2 separate regions of the Homo sapiens genome follow, and region 1 is linked to region 2. A link is an interaction called in ENCODE POLR2A ChIA-PET data of the cell type or tissue named here. Cell type or tissue: OCI-LY7. All regions are shown on one strand. Links, peaks and the distances in the headings refer to the core of each region. The heading gives the core; the rest is flanking DNA. Region 1 overlaps ABI2 (abl interactor 2). Region 2 has its middle 17 kb from the start of ABI2.

What was found. Peaks named below come from ENCODE experiments on the same cell type or tissue, not always from the same donor. Only the 100,000 strongest peaks of a DNase experiment are listed, where the experiment ranks them.
Region 1: POLR2A ChIA-PET joins it to region 2 with 7 read pairs; 6 of 35 experiments call an interaction of 5 or more read pairs at or near these places.

Annotation. Positions count from the first base shown.
Region 1 is chr2:203,427,683-203,436,196 of GRCh38, forward strand. It overlaps ABI2 (abl interactor 2), which reads left to right. Exons shown (of 12, transcript NM_001375670.1): 12 at 1-4,487. It overlaps RAPH1 (Ras association (RalGDS/AF-6) and pleckstrin homology domains 1), which reads right to left. Exons shown (of 14, transcript NM_213589.3): 14 at 6,000-8,514. Among named protein-coding and RNA genes, the nearest start is that of RAPH1, 100 kb to the right of the region's middle. In OCI-LY7, for the core only: a CTCF peak has its summit at 4,162; DNase peaks (open chromatin) are centred at 4,739 and 5,369; H3K4me3 peaks cover 851 bases; H3K27ac peaks cover 1,734 bases.
Region 2 is chr2:203,307,562-203,316,075 of GRCh38, forward strand. It overlaps the pseudogene MRPL50P2. Among named protein-coding and RNA genes, the nearest start is that of ABI2, 17 kb to the right of the region's middle. In OCI-LY7, for the core only: no CTCF peak of the experiment used is centred there; no DNase peak of the experiment used is centred there.

The DNA.
Region 1 (8,514 bases), core at 3,214-5,713, 120 kb after region 2:
AATACTGTATACCCTTGGGATTTCTCCTCCTGCAGAATCTGTGGCATTGGATGTTCTTCATTGCCTGTGCTAAGGGGTTAACCTCATGGCCCAGTGGGTACCCTAGCCCCTTCTTTTCTTCCACTTGTATGAAGAGGAGGGAACCAACATTTAAATACCACACTTAACCATTTTTACAATTATTTCAGATGGCTTTTTTCCTCTGTGACACTGTAAATTCTGCATTCTCTCAGCACTTGAGTGCACCAAACGAGTGAATGCTGAACTCACTTGCATCCCTTCATGTTTCTGTTTGTGGATTATAAGGATGATGAAATGTGAAAGTCTCCCAACACTCTGAGGGTGGTGAACGATTGCCACCCGTTTGATTTTAATGTGCTGCTGCATGAGACTGCATTGTTGCTAATGGCCAGTGTACCCAGATGTGAAGTGTGGTAGGCTGGTTCATATGTGGAGGTGGGTGTGTGAAGCTAGACACGAAGGTCCCTAAGGTTCTGAAGAGACTTGAACTGTGGAAATGCTCTTAGCAGGCATCCCGAACCCCTGCTTCGGTGCTGTTTTGAGGAGTAGGATCTTGGAGTTCAGACCAACTATGACTATCATTTCCTTCACTATCTAGAAAAACGCTATTCTACTTTGGAAGAGAATAGTAGTTATTTTCAAGTCTCCTGACAGTCACTGGGAGTACAAGGTTTGCTAATGTGCTCTCTGGACGTTATTAATGGCCAGTATTAGTTGCTGCTGTATTACTGACTCGCTTAGCTGTAGAAAGGGTAATACTCTCCTGATTTTGTATGATTGGACTCTTAAGTAGCTGCTGTTAGTCAGAATTAAAACCCATCTCAGACTAAGAATATAATGAATAAGATTAATAGGCCAAAATATGTATCTAATCACATTGATAAAAATTAATATAACTGACACAATAAAACACATTTCCCCCATCTGTACAATAAATACAGCTTCAAATTCAGTGGAGTCTGTAGGGCAGATAACTTTAATCATCACTACTGTAGTCAGTATAAGAAATGCTGAAAAAAATCCAGGAGGGCTTGTCTCTTTGTGGGTGGTCACTGTGATGTTGGGCCAGCTCCTGTTCAGGTCCAGAGCTGCTAACGTGGGTTCTACTCAGTCCCAGTGACTTGGCCAGAATAGAGCTTTGCCAGGTAACTGCCCTGTGCTAGGTGAAAGGGGAAAAGCAGTAGCTGGATATATTTCAAATGAGGTTTTGAACAAGTTCAGAAAGTGGAACTTGATTGAAAAGTGAACAAGTGTAGTAGTGTGTGAGAAAATTCAGATGGTGTCGGATGCAGAAGTTAATATTCCACTTAATGTTATCTGAGCATTAAAAATCATCAGCATTTAACTGAGACCCCACTATAGAGTTTCCTTATCAAGACTTTTTGGTTTTAAAGTTGTTTTTAATGCATTGCAAGTTACAATAGCTATTTTGCTTTTAGATTTTTCCCAGCACTTTGTATTTATTAGCTTTCATTAACTTGCCTCCAGTATACATTCCACTTCGTGCTTTTCTTAGGTCATTTCTACATCCCTTATTCCTTGTTTTCCTGCAGTGTAATGGCCCTGAATGTCCTCTGAGCCTTCAGCTCCATTATGGACCCAAACTAGACTATACTTGGATAAGTTAAGCTCTTCTTCGTGTACTGGTCTATAATTAGAAAAACTGTTTTAAATTAGATGTTCCCATTATTTATTTAAACAGCTTTTTGCTGAGAAAGCTTAGTGGATTAATGAGGCAGAGGGTGTTTTGAAATCCAATAAATAGTTCCCACAGGCTGGGTGTGGTGGCTTATGCCTGTAATCCCAGCACTTTCGGAGGCCGAGGTGGGTGGATCATGAGGTCAATAAATTGAGACCATCCTGGCCAACATGGTGAAACCCCATCTCTACTAAAAACACAAAAATTAGCTGGGCGTGGTGGCGCACACCTGTAGTCCCAGCTACTTGGGAGGCTGAGGCAGGAGAATCACTGGAACCTGGGAGGCAGAGGTTGCAGTGAGCCGAGATTGTGCCACTGCACTCCAGCCTGGTGACAGAGCGAGACTCCATCAAAAAAAAAAAAAAAAAGTTCCCACAGCTCACCACTACAGAAGCAGGGAAGACAACTATGCAGAAAACAGAGTTAGTGGCGGTCAGCAGGAATGCAGCTGGTCTTTTGGACCCCTACGGGATGGGGGCAGTGCAGAAGACACTGGTGAAGTCCTTTATACTGAAGACCTGTGGTTGGGAGCAGGGGTAGTCCATGGGTCTGCTGATTTTTTTTCCCTATTTAGTACTAATGTGTGTGTGATCTTTGTTTTACAAACAGTACCTTTTGGGTTTTCTGCATATTTTATAATTTTTGTACAGTTTTGAATTCTATAGATTGTCTTGGAAGGATACTGTGTGATGGGTCAGGCACACAGTAATTGGAGACTTTTAATGTATGTAATATTTCATAGATTGCATGCTATTAATCATCTGTGAGGGTAGTATTTTTTGTTTTATTGTAAGTTTCCCTCTTTTTTTATAAATTAAAAGATGGTTGGTATTAGGAATTTCAAATGAATGCAGAAAATCTTACATGCTGTGTACTATTAATATTATAACAGACGATCCAAGTCCAAAATCTGACCAATAAAGCAACCATTTTATCAAGATAGAGGGATTCTAATGGGAGAGGGGATTCTTCCCTCCTGAAGTTTGTGTGTCCAGTCCCCTTAAAAAAAATGAATAGTTGTCTTTTCTTGTCATATTAATACTCGAAAGTCCATGGTGGTATTAATGAAAGTACACTTTATTGTTGCCTTTGAACTTACGGCCAAGGCAATAAATCAGAAACAAAAATAGTGCCAATGTGTCAAAATCGACATCTGAGAGATTCAGCCTCCCATTTGGAATAAATATGAATCTTCTAAGCTATCTTGTTTAATATTTTCCATCATTTAGCTACTTCCTATCTCCCTCAGAGGCGCCTGCTGTTCCCATTTTAGAGTTGACAGTGGCCTGCTAATTTTGCTATGTTCCTAAAAGTTACTGGGTGTGAGACATTTTCATCCCCTCCTTTTTCCTACTGCTGGTGTTTATTATCCAGCTAGACAATATTTTATGCATATTTACCGTGATGTCTGGACCGTACCTGTGCTCCTTGGCAGTTTATGTTGAAGATAACTAAAGATTTTTCTCTTTGGGAGGCATCAAAATGATGGTAGTTTGCTTTTATCTTTTTATGTTCATTTTCTTTTAGTAGGTGACCTTTCTGCATTAAGAACTGTTTTTATCTTTTACTACCTTTTCTTTTCTCCTTTGTGGAGACAGCATGACATGTCCTGAAGGTCACCTTTGCCTTTGAAAAAGGTTTGATGGAGGAATTCACAGGTGACTGACAAGTCTTTGAAAAGAATGGGATCTGCTCACTTCTGGTCTTTTTGGCCGGGAACTCCTGATTGGTGTTAAGGTGGTAATTTCCCCCATATAAGATTTAGAATCACTGAGTTTGAGCTAGATGAAATTTTTAAAATTTCTGGTTGTCTCATTAGACTGATGAGGTGAGTTTTCTTCTTCATATGAACAGCTAGTTAATAACAGCAGAGTTCTCACTCAGTGCTCAGTACTTAATTTTCCACTGCACCACAACTGTCTTAACTAAATGTGCTGTATTTTTCTTTAAAAGTTAAGAGTTCTATTTGGTGTTTTCAGGAATATACGTGAAAAGACATGCCATGTTTTGGTAAATACCATCAGAGTTGTGTAAAGGCGTGTACTAAGTGCAATCTTAATTTGTGGAAATAATCTTCATTTACCCCTCCTAAAACTACACTCAGTATAAACACTTTCCCATAAGGTGTGTGCAGTAAAAATGTTATATTACTCCAACACTGGCAGGAGCACAGCACAGCAGCCTTATTGGAGAGAGCCTTATAAAAGTGATTAAATGGAGGCATTGAGCTCATTACCTTTAAGTTTACTTTGTGCTGACCTTTGTTCCTGTTTTGAGAATCTCATATAATTATTAAAAAAAAAAAACAATTAAAACGAAACGGCGGGGCCTAGCTGTGTATAAATGATCCTTGCTGAATATCTTAAGGTTTTTTGTAAGAAAAAAGAAAAACCAACAAAAAAAGCTTATTTTCACATTAAAATGAAACCTCTTTTGCAACTTAAGAATTCTATGGAAAAGCAGTTTTTATCATATTTTGTGTCCATGCACCATTTTTCTTAAAATGGCTTACAAAAAAGAATGTAAACAATTTGTGATCTGGCCAGTTGTACTTTTAGCTCCCAGAGGGAGAGTTGGTGGTATTATGAGTTGAGTAAAAACCATCCAGGGGAACTTGAGGGAGCAGTCTGTTGCCAGTAATGTTCCTTGTGTGCCATTAAACCACCTCCAGATGAGTGGAGGAACATCACTTTTTAATTTTTTAATTGTATTTGGAATTGTTGCCGTGTACTAAGAACTTGACCTAAATAAAATCCCACAAAGTATATTCAGGTGTCTTGTTAACTTATTTATATAAATAACCTCTTTTTCTAAGGTGGTATCTTGAGTTTACGTGTTAGGGATAATCTGACTTTTCTGTTGCTCTAAACCAGGGAGCTGCCTTTTATTACTGAAGAAGTCGTCTTTTTAAATTTTCAAAGATTTAAAATGTTGAGCTTTAAATTTGATCTCAAGTTTCTTCCCTGAAGACAGCTGTTCTAATTAAGAACTTTCTAATCCTGTTTTTGCTCCACTCGCACCTGGGGTTTTCTTACCACTTTTCTCCAAATCTAATTCTGTTAATGTACAGTTTTTTTAATTCAACAGACAAACACTGAAGATGGGTGTTGACTAAAAAATATTGCAGACTGGTCAGAAGTGAATCTAAAAGACAAACCACTAACTAGCCTGTGCTTTGTTGCTATGAGAGCCTAGATTATAAAAGAATTTTCTAATGATGTATCTGAGGGTAGCAAGTAAGTTTGTCTTCACAATACCCAAAATGATGTTTCAGCTTTTCTCACTTTTCAAGCCCATCTTATTTCCTCTGTACCTTTATTATTTTGGTATCATTAGGTAAGGTGAAGAATAATGTAGGAAACAAATACCCAGCTAAAACATTTATGGGTTTCTCGTATTTGTGAATAGGATTTTAGGCGTCAGAGCAGTCTTGTCTTGTCTCAAAGATAGATAGTATCCAATCTTTTGTTAATAAGCCTATTGCTTGACTTTTTTGGGTTACTTTGGAATTACACATTTGGTTGAACGGCTTTGTGGATCTGGGGCATATGCCAATTAAGGGGCACATGCCATGCGTTCTGTTTTCCTGTCAGCCTGTGTACACTGCTGCTTCTGAAGGCATAAGTACAGGTGCAGTTTCCACAACCACGTATGATTGACAGATGGTGAACGAAAGGGGAAGGCTTCCACTTTTTTTGCCCTAGTTTGGTACATAATAAAGTGATTGCAAACACATTATACATTTATACATACCTTCACATGGCAGTCCAACACGTAATTGTGACTCCAAAGATTTGAAACAAACAAAAGGCATTCCTTTTTGTATTACTTTACTTTGTACTTAGTTCTTTGTTTAAAGAAGAAAAATCTTTTTTACCTTTTTTTTTTTTTTGAGACGGAGTCTCGCTCTGTTGCCCAGGCTGGAGTGCAGTGGCACAATTTCAGCTCACTGCAAGCTCCACCTCCTGGGTTCATGCCATTCTCCTGCCTCAGCTTCCCGAGTAGCTGGGACTACAGGCGACTGCCACCACTCCTGGCTAATTTTTTTTTGTATTTTTAATAGAGACGGGGTTTCACCATGTTAGCCGGGATGGTCTCGATCTCCTGACCTCGCGATCCACCCACCTCGGCCTCCCAAAGTGCTGGGATTACAGGCGTGAGCCACCGCACCCGGCTGAGAAGAAAAGTCTTTCTTTAAAAGCTGTTGTCACTTAATCACCAATGTATTTAATGGCCAAATTTCCCTAGTTGGTATAAACTACTCTTAAAAGTTAACAAATTGAACATATCAAACTAGTTTATTTACCACACTTAATTTCTTCTGTGTATGGCCTATGTTTTGGGTACCCTGACATGAAATGCAAAACCAGATTCTTAATGGTGCCGATCCACAAACACTCAAAGTCCCCATGTTTAAATGAAATCTATGAATTTTTTTTATTAAGGATTTGATAAGCTGATATAATGAAAACATGTAAATGAAAAACATTTACACTGACTGTACGACTAGTGTGCTAAGCCATTACAATAGTTTACTGACATAACTGGCAAGAGTAACTTGGAAAATAACTTAATCCAGCAGAACAAAAACATCCTCAGAAAAACATCCTCAGTAGTACTGAATATATCTCTCTCATATATCTATCTATCTATCTATATATATATATATATATATATAGCTTTGCACAATCAGGGAGCAAGGCACATAATGAAATGAGCATACATTTATGCAGAAGAAAATAATAGCAACAAAGCTGCGAGAAAAATTGTAACTTCATCTTCACTGAGCTGTGCATAATCCTTTGAATAATAATGTCCTCTACCTGGTACATTATAATGAAGTTCCTTGTCTTCTTCATGCTTTAAAAAAGTATACTTCTACATTGTATCTACCTATGGCAAAGCTCCCACAGCCTACAAGTTGGTGTGAGCCTTGACTCTTGTTTTTTAAAGAACTGAGGGAGGGAGCAATCCCAGTTAAATATAATGTGCAATTCCCCTTTAACAGTAAACAATGTTTTTAAAACACTTAGCACAAGCTAATTTTATCTTAAATGTACATCTCTGTAAGAGTTCACTAGTGGCTGATAGTAAAATGAAGCAAAATTGTTTGAAACATTCCAGTTAATGCTTATTTTCTAGAAGGGGTTATTTTACAAGTAGCAAAAAAAAAAAAAAAAGTAGGAGGTGGGGAAATAATATGAAAAACGGCAGTTTTTGGTATTAGGTTACAATAAATTTAACGAATGGACAGTTTGCAAAATATAAGGGTTTCTCCCCCTTTAGTGCTGCAGACAAGTTTTACTGCCTAAGACGTTGAGGCTGCAACAATCATGAGCTTGGTATTAGTAGCCATCCATGATAAACATAATTAATTCTCAACTTAACCATCTATAAAATATGTAGTGTTCACCATCACCCTGACTCAATTCACTTCTCTAAATGTCTTTGGTAGAAAGCAGCCAGACCCCACGTGGGTAGTGATGTCTCTTGTGAGACACTTTTCATTTCTGCCAAAACTAGAAATACCACCTTCCTTTACTTTCATTAGCACCTCAAAGTTTGCTTGCTGGATTTCTTTAAAAATATTCTGCCAAAAGAGTTGAAGGCACTGGGGGTTTACAGCAAGTATTTTCTCTTTAAAACGGTTTATTACTTCAACAAGCAAAGAGCAAACCAACTGGAGAAATGTATGTTTTTTCTTTTTATTTATCAAGTTTTATTCTACAGCTAAATTTCAGATTTCTTTTACATATAGACCTTGCAAGGGCACGGTAAGAACTGAGCACTTGTTTTATTTGAGGGATAAAGGTGTAGAAATTTTCTCTTTGAATTTTATAAGGAAAGGCTGGGTACAGTGGCTCATGCCTGTAATCTCAGCATTTTGGGAGGCTGAGGCAGGAAGATCACTTGTGGCCAGGAGTTTGAGACCAGCCTGGGCAACACAGTGAGACCCCCATCTCTACCAAAAAAAAAAAAAAACCTTAAAAGATAATAAGTATCTAATTCTTTTATACTTGCATTTCTCTTTGGATCAAATCTCAACTTTGTGAGAGGTCATACATTTCTACAGGGTTAGGAGTACCCTGCATAATTTATACAAATGTAAAGTGTATATTAAAAAAAAAAAAGTGAAAGTTACCTGCAATCTAAAGGGTTTTCTTCCCCTAGAAACAGTCACCCTCTCGTCAAGTGTATGACCCAATTATACCTATTTTATGAAAAGCAAGGCATCACATTGATAACCATACAGGATCCTATGGGTTTAACTGGTCTAAACTTGAGTGGATTAAATCAGTTGTAATTAGTTAGCTCTGTAGGTATATGAAAAACTTTTGGTAATGTACAAAAATAGGAATGGGTTTTTTACCTGTTTAAAGTCACTTTGTGTTTATAACAAAATTACTTTTAGCTGAGGAACAAAGGTGACAAAGATTTCTGTTGGTGGCTGAGAGTCAAAGCAGGCCAATCCACACCATTACCTGAAATATTTTTCAGGCTAATTTATAACTTTATGGATTTCCTCGATACAAGTTTATTAGTTTATTCTCCATATACAAGTTTATTCTCCCAGAATAGCAGCAAATAAAACTTGAATTGGATGTACAGCTCCTAATAACCTTGATGTCAGAGTTGTCACTTGGTTGGAATTATTATGATCCCCCAATTTAAATTTTCTTGATAAACTCAGCGTTGTTTGTTTTCAGTGACAAGAAAACATACATGGAAAGGGGACCCAAGACAGTTCACCAAGATAGTTCACAGCCCTTTGCAGGATATGCCTTTGGTGGGTG
Region 2 (8,514 bases), core at 2,387-4,886:
CATCTTGTAGCTCCCATAATTCCCAGGTGTTGTGGGAGGGACCCAGTGGGAGATGATTGAATCATGGGGGCGGGTCTTTCCTGTGCTGTTCTCCTGATAGTGAATGGGTCTCATGAGATCTGATGGTTTTTAAACCGGGAGTTTCCCTGCACAAGCTCTCTCTTTGCCTGCTTCCAACCACGTAAGATGTAACTTACTCCTCCTTGCCTTCCACCATGATTTTAAGGCCTCCCCAGCCACATGGAATTGTAAGTCCAATGAGCCTCTTTATTTTGTAAATTGCCCAGTCTCAGGTATGTCTTTATCAGCAGTGTGAAAACAAACTGATACAGTAAATTGGTACCAGTAGAGTGGGGCACTGCTGAAAAGATACCCAAAAATGTGGAAGCAACTTTGGAACTGGGTAACAGGCAGAGGTTGGAACAGTTTGGAGGGCTCAGAAGAAGATAGGAAAATGTAGGAAAGTTTGGAACTCCCTAGATACTTGTTAAATGGCTTTGACCAAAATGCTGATGATGATATGGACAATGAAATCCAGTCTGAGATGGTCTCAGATGGAGATGAGGAACTTGTTGGGAACTGGAGCAAAGGTGACTCTTGCTATGTCTTAGCAAAGAGACTGGTGGTGTTTGCCCCTGCCCTAGAGATTTGTGGAACTTTGAACTTGAGAGAGATGATTTAGGGTATCTGGTGGAAGAAGTTTTTAAGCAGCAAAGCATTTAAGAGTTGACTTGGGTGCTGTTAAAGGCATTCAGTTTTACAAGGGAAGCAGAGCTTTGGAAAATTTGCCCCTGACAATGCGATAGAAAAGAAAATCCCATTTTCTGAGGAGAAATTCAAGCTGGCTGCAGAAATTTGCATAAGCAATGAGGAGCCAAATGTTAATCCCCAAGACAGTGGAGAAAATGTCTCCAGGGCATGTCAGAGGTCTTCACAGCAGCCCCTCCCATCACAGGCCCGGAAGCCTAGGAGGAAAAAGTGGTTTTGTGGACTGGGCCCAGGGTCCCTGTGCTGTGTACAGCCTAGGGACTTGGTGTCCTGTGTCCCAGCCACTCCAGCCATGGGTGAAAGGGACCAACATAGAGCTCAGACTGTGGCTTCAGAGAGTCCAAGCCCCAAGTCTTGGCAGCTTCCACATGGTGTTGAGCCTGCAAGTGCACATAAGTCAAGAATTGGAGTTTGAGAACCTCCGCCTAGATTTCAGAGGATGTATGGAAATGCCTGGATGTCCAGGAAGAAGGTCGCTACAGGGGCAGGGCACTCATGGAGAACCTCTGCTAGGACAGCGCAGAAGGGAAATGTGGGGTCAGAGCCCCCACACAGAGTCCTCATTGGGGCACTGCCTAGTGGAGGTATGAGAAGAGGGCCATCATACTCGAGACCCCAGCATGGTAGATCCACCCACAGCTTGCACTGTGCACCTGGAAAAGCCACAGACACTCAATGCCAGCCCATGAAAGCCGCTGAGAGGGAGGCTGTACCCTACAAAGCCACAGGGACAGAGTCGCCCAAGGCCATGTGAACCCACTTTCTGCATCAGCATGACTCGGATGTGAGACATGGAGTCAAAGGAGATAATTTTGGAGCTTTAAGATTTGACTGCCCCACTGGATTTCGGACTTGCTTCTGGCCTGTAGCCCCTTTGTTTTGGCCAATTTCTCACATGTGGAATGGCTGTATTTACTCAATGCCTGTATCCCCATTGTATCTAGGAAGAAACTAACTTGCTTTTGATTTTACAGGCTCATAAGCAGAGGTACTTGCCTTGTCTCAGTTGAGACTTTGGACTGTGGACTTTTGAGTTAATGCTGAAATGAGTTAAGACTTTGGGAGGACTGTTGGGAAGGCATAATTGGTTTTGAAATATGAGGACATAAGATTTGGGAGAGGCCAACAGTGGAATGATATGGTTTGGCTGTTTCCCCACCCAAATCTCATCTCGAATTCCCACATGTTGTGGGAGGGACTGGGTGGTGGGAGTTAATTGAATCATGGGAGTAGGTCTTTCCCATTCTGTTCTTGTGATAGTGAATAAGTCTCATGAGATCTGATGGGTTTTAAAAAATGGGAGTTTCCCTGAACAAGCTCTCTTCTCTTGTCTGCCAACATGTGAGATGTGCCTTTCACCTTCTGCCATGATTGTGAGGCCTCCCCAGCCATGTGGAACTGTAAGTCCATTAAACCTCTTTCTTTTGTAAATTGCCCAGTCTCAGGTATCTCTTTATAAGCAGTGTGAAAACGAACTAATACATAGCTCAAGGACATTTTAGGTTAGTGGCTGAGAGGAACATAGGAAGGAACTTGGAGATAACTACATGACGAAGGTCACAACAGGCTTCTGTCATAGGCTATAATTGGGGAAGAAGCACAAGGAACTGCTGGAAGTGAAACCATCACTGTACTGTCTTTCTCCTTTCTTTTTTTTCCAGTCTTTCTTTTCCCTCCCTCCCTCCCTCCCTCCTTTCCTTCTTTCCTTCCTTCCTTCTCTTCTTTCTATGACAGGGTCTCACTCTGTTGCCCAGGTTGGAGTGCAGTGGTGCCATCTCAGCTCACTGCACCCTCTGCCTCCCAGGCTCAAACAATCCTCCTACCTCAGCTTCCTGTGTAATTCAGACTACAGATATGCATCTCCACACTTGGCTAACTTTTTAATTTTTTTGTAGAGATGGGGTCTCACTCTGTTGCCAGGGCTGCTCTCAAACTCCTGGACTCAAGTGATCCTTACACCTTGGTCTCCCAAAGTGCTGGGATTACAGGCATGGACCTGTCACTTTTCTTTTCTTTTCTCTTCTTTTCTTTTTTGAGATGGAGTCTCACTCTGTCGCCAGGCTGGAGTGCAGTGGCATAATCTTGGTTCACTGCAAGCTCCAGCTTCTGGGTTCAAGCAATTCTCCTGCCTCAGGCTCCTGAGTAGCTGGGACTACAGGTGAGTGCCACCACCCCCAGGTAATTTTTGTATTTTTGTAGAGATTGGGTTTCGCCATGTTGGCCAGGATGGTCTCCATCTCTTGACCTTGTGATCCACCCACCTTGGCCTCCCAAAGTTCTGGGATTACAGGCATGAGCCACCACGGCTGGTCTCATCACTTTATTTTCAATGTATGAGCAAGATGATTAAACTAGGTATCTGATCAAGGAATGCTTTCAACATTGATGCTGATTAGGAATACTGGAGAACTTTCAAAGTAAGAAGAAACAAAGCTAGGAATTGGTTTGGCTAAGTTACCGGGCAGTATTTATTGTAGTGGTCTGTATTAATTGTTGCTTACTTACACTGCAGCACTAGGTGTGTTGAGTTTCCATAATTTGTTGCATATATTGCAAGGTCATCAACTAATAGCTAATTGATTTTTAGAGCATGAAAGGACCTTGTAGAGATTATATGGGCATAGCCTGCTCACAATTTAACATTTTAAAGGGAGAAGCCTAGGGATTCTGGGGGTAGAAAAGTAACGTTTTTACCCTTTCACTTTGGATTTTTCTCATATAGGGCCTTCTGCAAATATGTGCTTAAGTCTATGATGCTATTATATTCATAGGATTTTTTAAGCTTTCAAGGAAGCGTAGATTCAGAAGAAATTTGAAAACAATTTTAAAAAATATTCTTGATACAGAACCTTTGAGGGAGATGCAAATGTTCTGAATGCCAAATTTACTTAGATTTAAAAATACATATCTTCAAGCAAAGTTGCCATGACAACCTTTCTTAATGTGTGTATAAATTTTATCTCTGTCTCTTTGAGGTTTTTATATTTTCCAGTACAGGGTCTAATTACAAGAATTGAGCTCTGTGGTATATTTCTATCTGGATGGTGCCCTGTAGAAATTATGTAATATTAGAAAATGCAAATCAAGCAATAGGGCAGTCCTATAGCACAGTGATGCCACAAAGATAAATGTCATCTTGTTCTCTCTGTGATCAGAGGTTTTTCTGGTTTCAAACCCAAGATGAAATTTGGGATTGAAGTAGAACTGTGAATCTGTTCTGTTTCTCTTTTTTCATATCTAGAAGATTCACAGGGTGATCTTAGGAAGTTTGGTACATTCTGGACCAACTCTCTTGGTTAGCCCTAAAACTGATCCAGCTACCTTGGGCTCTTCTCAATCTAATCAGTAGCTGATACCATAGGATGTCTCAGAACCACAAGACCCTTCTCTGCAATGGCATGCATGTGCACAGAGATCATCCAGAAGCAGCTTCCGGCCTAAGCCCCAATCCAGCAAACACTCCGGGTATACCTCTTCACTTCCTTTTACACAATTTCCATGCCCAGCCTTCAAACAAAACACTTGAAAGATGTCCCACAGTCCATGTTATGATGTTTATAAAGGTTTTTGAGTTCATTTTTATTGTAAGAGGCACAATCACTACTGGCTATATAATTTGTGAGACCTAGTCGAGGAGGAAATCTCCTCTTCTCATGGCCCTGCCTTTTCAACCTTTGGTGTATGCAACCCCAAGGAACTGAAATCTCCTGCACTGGGACACTTTACTGACTGGGGTGGTCTAAAGAGCCCTGCCAGTCACATGGTGAACATGCTGTGGTGCTGCCAGCCCAAAGCAGATGTTTCCTTGCCTTTCCTGAAAATTCTCCAAAACAGACTGCTTGTGGGCCCCCTCCAAACTTCACCCAGATCCCCACCGGAGGCTGAGGGTGACCACAGGGAAAAGTGAGCCTCCCCTCCACTCTCCTGCCAATGTAATCCAATGACTGCTCAGAGCAGAAGGCAATAGTGGTTGTAGTAGTGAGCAGAGCTGGGGAGAGGAAGGCTGGGTGGGGATCAGGGCACCAAGGAGCAGGCAGCTAGTCACTGAGAACCTGTAGGGGAAGGCATGCAGGTGGGCTCCGAGTCCCTGGTGCATGCTCCATGGTCCCATTGGACTTCACTTACAAAACACAAATTCAAAAATGAAATTATTAAGAATTTAAAGCCGGCCGGGTGTGGTGGCTCATGCCTGTAATCCTAGCACTTTGGGAGGCTGAGGTGAGCAGATCATGAGGTCAGGAGTTCAAGACCAGCCTGGCCAACATGGTGAAACCCCGTCTCTACTAAAAATAAAAAAATTAACTAGGCGTGGTGGTGCATGCCTATAATCCCAGCTACTTGGGAGGCTGAGGCAAGAGAATTGCTTGAACCCGGGAGGCGGAGCTTGCAGTGAGCTGAGATCAGCCACTGCACTCCAGCCTGGGCGACAGAGCAAGACTCTGTCCAAAAAAAAAAAAAAAAAAATTTAAAGACAGTGCCCCCAAAGCATTAAACCCCAAGCACAGTGTCCCTCTGAGAAGTGGAATTTGAGCAACTATGTTGATTGGAGTATAATTGGCCCCCGGACATGTCTGACTTTAGAGGGCATGGTACTTGTGACTCGGTGGTTTCTGAGGGCTATCCTTCTTGGTTGTATGCTAGTTGTTCTTGCAAATATCCATAAATGTCTCATTCACGATTTTTCTTTTAAGTGGTTTAAATCTCTCTAGAATGTCTTACAATTCTTTACAAAATAGGCAATGAATAGATGCCAATCTTTTTGTAAAAAAAGAAAAAAACAATTTCATAATACACATTTATTAAACTTGCAAAAGTATATATATATATATATATATATATATATATATATATATTTTGAAACATGGTCTCTCACTCTGTCGCCTAGGCTGGAGTGCAGTAGCATGATCATTGCTCACTGCAGCCTCAACCTCCAGGGCTCAAGTGATCCTCCCACCTCAGCCTCCTGAGTAGCTGGGACTACAGGCTCAAGCCACCATGCCTGGCTAGTTTTTGTATTTTTTGTAGAGACAGTGTTTCACCATGTTGTCCAGGCTGGTCTGGAACTCCTGGATTCAAGCTATCCCCCCGCCTTGGCCTCCCAAAGTGCTGGGATTACAGGTGTGAGCCACCACACCCTGACAAAAGAATTCTAATACACTAAAAATCTCTTTTCTTAAACCATTTCACTCATGAAACTCTTACTTTCCTGTATATTAACCATAATTGCCAGAAAATTTTCTGCTGGAAGTTAAAATGATGTTTTCCCCTGAAATATCATTATAAAACCCTATGAAATATTTCAGTGATATGAATCATTCACTTAGTCATATGGGTAGACATTTAGATAATAGAAGTAGTTAACAGAAATCTGTGAGAAATATATATTGTTAATTCCTGTGGAGGAGGAAGGAAGAAATCCTACTGAAATATTTTAATTGTAGTTAAATTCAGTGTTCCCTGCCATTTTAAAATATCAAGATTATTCTGTTCTACTCCTTTCCTTCCAAGAGGATACATGAAATAACTTTGATAAAATCATGAATCAGTTTTTGTTTGCTGTTAACCTCTTCTGTATTCTATTTCATGAAAATAGCAATTGGTGGCCAAGAATACCCTTATTCTTATCAACCTTGCACTACATAAATGAGACATTATTACCAAGCATCATAGTATTCAGTTAGCAATTTTGTCAAAGTATAATCTCTTTGTTTGCAATATTATTGCAATGGACAAGAAACAAATTGTTTTTTAAAAAATTAGCAAGGTTTGAAAATTATAAATTTGATAGGTCAGTTAATATTTAGCATCAGGTTCTAATGGTATTAATGTGTAATCAGAAAAACTATTACATTTCAAACTCTGTAATTCATATTATTAAATGAAGGTTAGTATACTTTTCAGTAATAAAAACCCAGTTAATACATTTTGAAGCTTGAAGTTTAAGAAAATCTTCAACATAATTTAAAACAAAAATATGAATAGGCTAGACACAGTGGCTCGTGCCTGCAGACCCAGCTACTTGGGAGGCTAGGGCAGGAGAATGAGGTGGGTGGATCACCCAGGAGCTTGAGGCTGCAGTGAGCTAAAATGGCACCACTACACTCTAGCCTGGGAGACAGAGCAAGACCCTGTCTCTAAAAAAATAAATAAATACAAATTTAAATATAAATAAACTATTTTTGAAAGATACATTTTCTATCCTATTCTTTTTTCTTTTCTTTTCTTTCTTTTTTTTCACTTTAACAAATCTACTTTAATTCCAAAAGAAATTAATCTAGGATGGTCAGTAATATACAACATACTTTTATGTTTCTTTTATAGGTATCTAATACAAGCTTATTTGTATATGTGCAATGTATAATAACTCTATCTTAGATATGAGTCCTAACAGGATAAAAATATTTTCTTGCAACTACTACTTTATGCCTATGAAGGGTGTGAGCTTGCAATGTCCTCCTGTCTTAAACCCAAGTTAATGACAGTGTCCTCTCAAAACTTTTCATAAATTATTAATGACCTAATTTCATTTAAAAAATAGTTTCAGCAGGCTGAGCACGATGGCTCACGCCTGTAATCCCAGCACTTTGGGAGGCTGAGGCAGGCGGATCACGAGGTCAGGAGAGCAAGACCATCCTGGCTAACACAGTGAAACCCTGTCTCTACTAAAAATACAAAAATAAAATTAGCTGGGTGTGGTTGTGGGCACCTGTACTCCCAGCTACTTGGGAGGCTGAGGCGGGAGAATGGCGTGAACCCAGGGGGCAAAGGTTGCAGTGAGCTGAGATCGCACCACTGCACTCCAGCCTGGGCGACAGAGCAAGACTCTGTCTCAAAAATAAAAATAAAAAAAGGTTTCAGCAAATATGAAAATAGAAAGTCCTGTTATTTGTCCACTCATAATATGAGAAAAAAAAGAGATGATACATTCCTCCATAGAAAAAGTGGGTTTAGAGAACAGTTCTGGTAGTATTTCACATGGTGAAGTATCAAAAGGTCTAATAAGTAGCCCCCTTGCTCAGGGAAAAAAAAGTGATGTTAATGTGTTTCTCTTCCAAATTGCTTAGTAACTCCAAGTGATTTTCAAATTGGGGGGCAGATTACTGGCACTGAGTTCATCAAATTTAGATCTATCTTGAATAGGGACATTATAGAAAATCAAGAACATCTCTAACCCTGCATATCTGGTGGAGTCTGGAGTTAGGGACTACATGACCCAAGCCATCAGCTAAATGTGCCAAGAGATTGAACCGTAGATGACCATCTTCCAGGGAGATGTCTTGCCAATTACTAGAAAGAGATGAACCAAAAACTTCTTTAACATAAGATTCCAAACAACTCTGGAGATCTTCAGGTTGTGTGTATGCTCGGCTTTGTGAGGGTAGACACACTGAGGATAGATTCCTTTTTCACCTCTTGTACTGTCTCAGCAACCACTGGCTCTTTCTATTTTCTGGATCGAGACCAAAATTCTGTATGTGGTGCCCCTGAGACTGTCCACATGAAGACTTTTCTGGTAATGCCGGACACAGATTGCGCTGCCATCTTCGATGAGATCCACGGGCCTCTCGTTTTCTTTTTCTTTTTTTGAGATGGGGTCTTTTTCTGCCGCCCAGAGGTGGGATCATGGCTCACTGCAGTGCCTCAACTCCCTGGGTTCAAGTGATCCTCCTGCTTCAGCCTCCCCAGTAACAGAGACAACAGGCACATGCCACCAAGCCTGCCTAATTTTTTTATTTTTTGTAGAGA